Linked DNA regions of Homo sapiens: region 2 is linked to region 1. A link is a loop called in an ENCODE intact Hi-C map of the cell type or tissue named here. Cell type or tissue: dorsolateral prefrontal cortex. All regions are shown on one strand. Links, peaks and the distances in the headings refer to the core of each region. The heading gives the core; the rest is flanking DNA. Region 1 overlaps LINC00673 (long intergenic non-protein coding RNA 673). Region 2 overlaps LINC02003 (long intergenic non-protein coding RNA 2003).

Region 1 (2,909 bases), core at 316-2,815:
TGTCGGGGGGATAATCCCCACAGATTTGGTCACCAACATCTTCTGTGTTGATTGTTGTGGGGTGAGAGCAGAGGAAGAGCATGGTTGGAGAGAGTTTTCCCTGCACAGTCACGATGAGGGCTCAGAGGGACTGACAAGGAAGAAGATGGTTCTCCAGCTTGAAGAACTCAGAGAAACACGTTTAGTGGTTTATTCTAAAGGCTGTTACGAAGGCTACAGGTGAAGAGATGCATAGGGTGAGGTGTGGGGGAAGGGCTGTGGAGCTTCTATGCCCTTCCTGGATGCTCCACCCTCTAGGAACCTCCATGTGCTCAGCTATCTGGAAGCTCCCCAGAGAACCCTGTCCTCTTGGGGTTTTATGGAAGCTTCATGACATCAGCATTCCTTCCCCAAGGGTATAGGGCGGGTCCTGCTCTGGGGAGGGTCTCAAGACCTATAGTCAGAAAGGTGGGGAAGATTAGTCCTGCCTTCGGGAAGGGTAGTGGCTTAAAACAACACAAATTCATTCTTTCACAGTTCTGGAGACCAGCTTCACTGAGCAAAAGTCCAGGCATCTGCGTGGCTTCCTTCTGGAAGTTCTGGGGGAGAATCTGTTTTCTTTGACCCCTTCCTTGAATCCTTCCAACCTCTTGCTTCCATTATCACACTGCCTACTACCTCTCTGGGATCAGATCTCCCTCTGCCTCTCTCTTATAAAGACACTTGTGATCACAGTTAGGGCCTACCTGGATAGTCCAGGCCAACTTCTCAAGATCCTTAATCACATCTGCACAGGCCTTTTTGCCATATGAGGTAGGATTCACAGCTTGCAGGGATCAGGGTGTGGATATCTTTGGGGGCTACTATTCAGCCCCCAACAGGAGCCCTCTTGCTACTGTTCTTCCATTTCTTGTCCCCATCTTTTTTTTCCAAACACAGAATGTACATAGATTTCACTTCTGTCTGGGGTTTTTTTAAAAAGGCCAGAAACATGGTCTACAGGGCAAGGCGATGTGTTGGGAGGGTTTGTCTAATCAACTCCCAGTGGCCATAGCAACAGACATGAAAATATTCAAGTGGAAAGGGACTGGGGGTGGAGGGGAGGGTATGGAAGGATCCTGCCCTAGAGGGGCCTGTGTCACCTCAGTCAGGTGACTTAACCTGTGGAGTGATGTACGATGGAGAAGCATAATCAGTAGCTATGGTAGTTCCGTAGCGAGCTTTGCAAAGCTTCCCTGTAATTCTAGGGGATCAGATCTCTAGATGCCTTCTAATTCCTGCTCCTCCTATGGTCTTTCTCTAGGCTAATAGAGGTGTGTCTTTAGTGGAATACAAATGCCATATCTAGAAGAGTTTGATTTGTGGGGAGGAGGGAGAGTTAGGATCTGCTTATGGCCTAACCTCATTTTCCTCCCTTGTGTGGATTCCCTCATCCCCCCACACATCCCTTGGCTGGGCCAGCCCTGCTGGGATGAGAGTCTGTGGTGTTGTATGTTTTGCTTTTTATTTTATTTTGCAAATGCCTCACAGCATTCCCCTCTGTGTTTAATGTCCCACTGCCAAGTGCATGCAGTTGCCCGGCAACAAGAAGGAAGTCCCTGGGTGATTCACCCGGCTGTTGCCAATTAATTTGCGAGCTGCATGCATCTCCCAGGGGAAAAGGGCTCTCTCCGAGACAGCTCAGAGGGCCACTAACCAGGTGGAGAAACGAAACCAGAGGAAGGTCAGCAAAACTTTGGGTTTGTGTGGGGTGTTTTCAGGTCCAAATGAAAGGGTGTGTCCAGAGGGCCCTGGCAACACCTGTGGCAAAGACTCCTGGCTTCCTTCTTGGCCACCAATCAGAGAGCTGCCTGGAGCACACAAGCACTTCTGTGTCTGCACATTGGTTGCCTTTTTGATTTTTCATCCTTTTATTTTTTAGTTGACTCTAAAATGCAGACTCTCCTGTCCCAGTTCATCTGCAGAGAAATGTCTTGAACCGTTTTTCTTCTTGTCAGTCCCTCTGGGCTCTCATTGTAACTGTGTAGGGAAAACTCTCTCCAACCGTGCTTTTCCTCTGCCCTCACACTACAACAGTCAACACGGAAGACATTGGTGACCGAATGTGTGCAGGTTTCTCCCTGACACCAATTCAACTCTGATACCATCTACCTGGAGATAGCATCAGATCCCATGGGTTGAGGACTCAGTACCCAAGACTGCCCCCTCCTCCCCAGACACCAGTGGCCAGTCCAGGCCTCTGGAACTTCTCACCGACCAGCTTTAAGTTGGGGTTCCCATGACTCCCCTCTTTGGGTTCAATTAATTTCCTGGAGCAGCTCACAGAACTCAGGGAAACACATTTAGTGGTTTATTCTAAAGGCTGTTACAAAGGATACAGGTGAAGAGATGCATAGGGTGAGGTGTGGGGGAAGGGGCACTGGGCTTCCCTGTCCTCCCTGGATGCTCCACCCTCCAGGAACTTCCATGTGCCCAGCTATCTGGAAGCTCCCTGAAGAACCCTGACTTCTTGGGGTTTCATGGAAGCTTCATGACGTCAGCATTCCTTCCCCAAGGTATAGGGCAGATTCCTCTCTGGGGAGGGTCTCATGAGTCAGAAAGGTGGGGAAGATTAGAGTCCTGTCTTGGAGCAGGTGTAAGGAGGGCAGGAGAGGGATTCTGTTTCCTGAGGCCCAACATTATAGCAAAAGACTGTAACAAGGGCTATGGGAGTTATGAGCTAGGAACTTAGGACGAAAACCTGTGTGTGTGTGTGTGTGTGTGTGTGTGTGTGTGTGTGTGTGTGTGTTTATCAAATAACACCACAGTGTCATTATCTCATCTCTGGCCACTGGTGCCCTTCTCTCTGGGTTTCCTGGCCACTGCACACATCCCCACCAAGGCCTCAGCTAGAGCCCTCATGAAGGAGAATTCCTTTGCACCAGGTTGAG
Region 2 (2,909 bases), core at 231-2,730, 54 kb after region 1:
ACAATGGTATTAAGAAAATCATAAGGATAATTACCATTTGACCCAGCAATCCCATTACTGTGAAGCAATCCCGTTGCTGTGAAGACATTTTGTGGATGTCATTAACATCAACAATCAGTTGACCTTGAGTAAAGGAGATTATCCTTGGGAATAAGGGTGGGCTTCATCCAATGAGTTGAAGGCCCTAAAAGCAAAATCTGAGGTTTTCTAGGGAAGAAGAAATTCTCCTCAAGAGTATACCATCAACTCCTGGCTGGGTTTCCAGCCTGCCAGCTTGCCCTACAGATTTTGACCTCAAGATTGCAACATCCACAATTGCCACCCTATTGGCCTGCCCTCCAGATTTCAGACCTCCCAGTGCCTACAATTGCTTGAGCTAATTTATTAAAATAGATTATCTGTCTATCTATCATCTATCTGTCTATCTATGTATCTATCTATGTATCTATGTATCTATCTATGTATCTATGTATCTATCTATGTATCTATCATCTGTCTATCATCTATCATCTACTATTAGTTCTGATTCTCTGGAGGACCCTGACTGATACAGAGATTTAGTACCTTGCACATGTTTCAACTTTAAGAATTGGGGCTGTAAGACTCAGGCTGCCGAGGCTGCAGAATAGAATCTCACAAAGCCATTCCAGCCCAGGTCCTGCCTGCTGCTTCCAGAGATACCTCACTGCTCCTGCTCCTACGCTCAGACATATCTGGCCTCTGGGTTTCCTAGCTGACTGGTCCCTGTCCTCTGTCAGCAACAGAGATCTTCTCCAATCCTTCCTCATGTCTGTTCATACCATCCCCACGACAAGTCAGTGTCATTGTTTTGTGATCCCGGTCATCCGCGGACAGGCATACCTCCATGGGCCTGCCACTTCTGACTCCCTCCTTCCCAAGCCATCAGCTCCAGGAGCCTGCCCAGCTGTCTCGATTGGGTCACCTGCTGGAATTCCCCACTAGTGACGACTTCTCCTCGCAGGTGCTTGAGGAAGGCAAGACCTGCACAGGTTGCATTTCGGGAAAATCACTCATGATCGATCCTCATTTCCCCATTGAACCATCAGAACACACACAGTTCCCTATCACAGCAGCAAAACGAAAGGAAAAAGAAAAGTGCTTTGGAAAGGATTTGTCCTCTTAAAAAAAAGTAATAAAAATAAGACCTCTTAGGCTATTCACCTTTGGGGTGAGGAAGAGGTGGAAACCTTGCCAGAACAGGTCTCCAAAGTTTCCTGTTTTCAGGCAAGCGAGGAGCAGAATGCAAACATCCTTCTTCATTTACGGTCTTTGTTCTTGCTCAGTCAGTGTGCTGTGCAGCAGGGTGGCCTTCCAGGCGCATGCTCCCATCTGCGTTATCTGCCTCAGATCAAAAGAGAAAATGCATGAGAATGTGCTCGGAAGGCCTGGATAACGCATACATGCCAGCTATAATCATAATCATGAGTGCGTGGGCTGGGACCTCTTGGGGAATCTAAGACTGTGTCTCTTTCTCTTCGATCTGTCTCCTCTGGTCTAACACTCATTGCATGTTAATGGGTCAGCACTAGGCTGAGCACTGGGTGAGGGGCTCCTCTCCGATGGGTCCGTTTATGAACCAAATCGAAGGATGAGAGTTTCCGTTTCTCCCAGAGAACATGATGACTAAAGAATTCATTCATTCAGCACCTTTGAGCATCCACTCTTTGGATTCTATCTGTGAAATTGCCTCTGCCTTCTCCCCAAAGATCTAAGAAATCCATAGTCATTTGCCCAAGACAGTCCTAGTCGGAGAGTAAACCCTAGGGTCTCACTGTTTATTGCCCCTCTGGGCAGCCCAGAAACAGCCAAGGACTTCTCCTAGGCGCTAGTATGAGGCTTGGCACTGAGAAGCATGCTTGCAAAGAAATGCTGTTATCAAATGAATTTGGCTATTTGATTATCTAGGGAATTTGAAGCTGATGTAAAGTACAAGGCAGGGATCTGGGAAGGGCTGTGTTTGGCTTCCCGTACAACCCTCACCGAGTGGTTGAATGTTCAGGAAGAGTAAGCAACCAGTGATAGATGGGGGTGGAGTTGGGGACAATGTCCTTATACCAGGAAAAATTAGCCCCAGCTTTTAAATCCTAGCAGCAAGGTGCTGGGGATTCAGGTTAAGGTCTTCATGGAAGAAATTGGGCTTCAGGGCAGTGGCCGAGTTAAGTGAATAAACAAGTGTGGAAAGAATCAGTCTCTGAGCCTGATATTTTGGGCAAGATGTTGCCACACGCCTAGTGGGCTGGACGGCTAGGAATACGTGTCATTTATTTAGAATTTGGCACACTGGGAAGTATATTTGCATATGTTCCTGCTTAGGGCTCACAGCATTGGAAGGTAGGAAGGATAGGTACTCTCATCCATGCTCTGTTATTTTTGAGGATGAGGAAACTTTTCCAAGGCTGCACAACTAAAAGGCAGCAGAATTCAGAATGTCGGTAAGCTCGACTTGAAGCCCAGTGCTCTTTTAACCTCGTTATCACGGAGGCCATTTTTGAGGACTGGCAAAAGCACTTTGCATTCTGACAGAGAGGCTTGGCACTCTCTGCAAAGTGAGTTTGCTCATGGAACCAAGGTTGGGGTTTTGCTGCAGCAGTATTGTACTGTGAGTTGGGAGATGGGGGCAAAGCGGCTGTCTCAAAACTGATGTTCTAAGGGATGGTGCTGGCTGATTTTCCTTTCCAATTTGCAGGACTCCTGCCCAGCACACAGCCAGGGGCAGGAACCCATCCCTGGACACGGGGAGCAGAGGCCAGCCATGCAGGCTGTGTGCAGCGTGGCGAGATCGCGGCAGGGCTGGCTTCCCACTACGTGATTGGGAGCATGCGGAGGCAGGGCGGTTGAACTGCGGGTGACCCCGCGAAGCAAGGAGGCTAATTAAAGCTTCTCTTCCC

What was found. Hi-C counts contacts between places; a loop is a spot of excess contacts. Peaks named below come from ENCODE experiments on the same cell type or tissue, not always from the same donor. Only the 100,000 strongest peaks of a DNase experiment are listed, where the experiment ranks them.
Region 2: a loop joins it to region 1, with 2.3 times the contacts of the local background. A loop is called at or near these places in 8 of 110 quality-filtered maps.

The regions. Positions count from the first base shown.
Region 1 is chr17:72,406,294-72,409,202 of GRCh38, reverse strand. The region is part of intron 3 of LINC00673 (long intergenic non-protein coding RNA 673); the gene reads left to right. Among named protein-coding and RNA genes, the nearest start is that of LINC02003, 65 kb to the right of the region's middle. In dorsolateral prefrontal cortex, for the core only: no CTCF peak of the experiment used is centred there; a DNase peak (open chromatin) is centred at 1,572; H3K27ac peaks cover 2,203 bases.
Region 2 is chr17:72,352,180-72,355,088 of GRCh38, reverse strand. It overlaps LINC02003 (long intergenic non-protein coding RNA 2003), which reads right to left. Exons shown (of 4, transcript NR_135222.1): 2 at 1,183-1,359; 3 at 862-1,082; 4 at 1-184. Among named protein-coding and RNA genes, the nearest start is that of LINC02003, 11 kb to the right of the region's middle. In dorsolateral prefrontal cortex, for the core only: no CTCF peak of the experiment used is centred there; a DNase peak (open chromatin) is centred at 1,344; H3K4me3 peaks cover 1,330 bases; H3K27ac peaks cover 2,260 bases.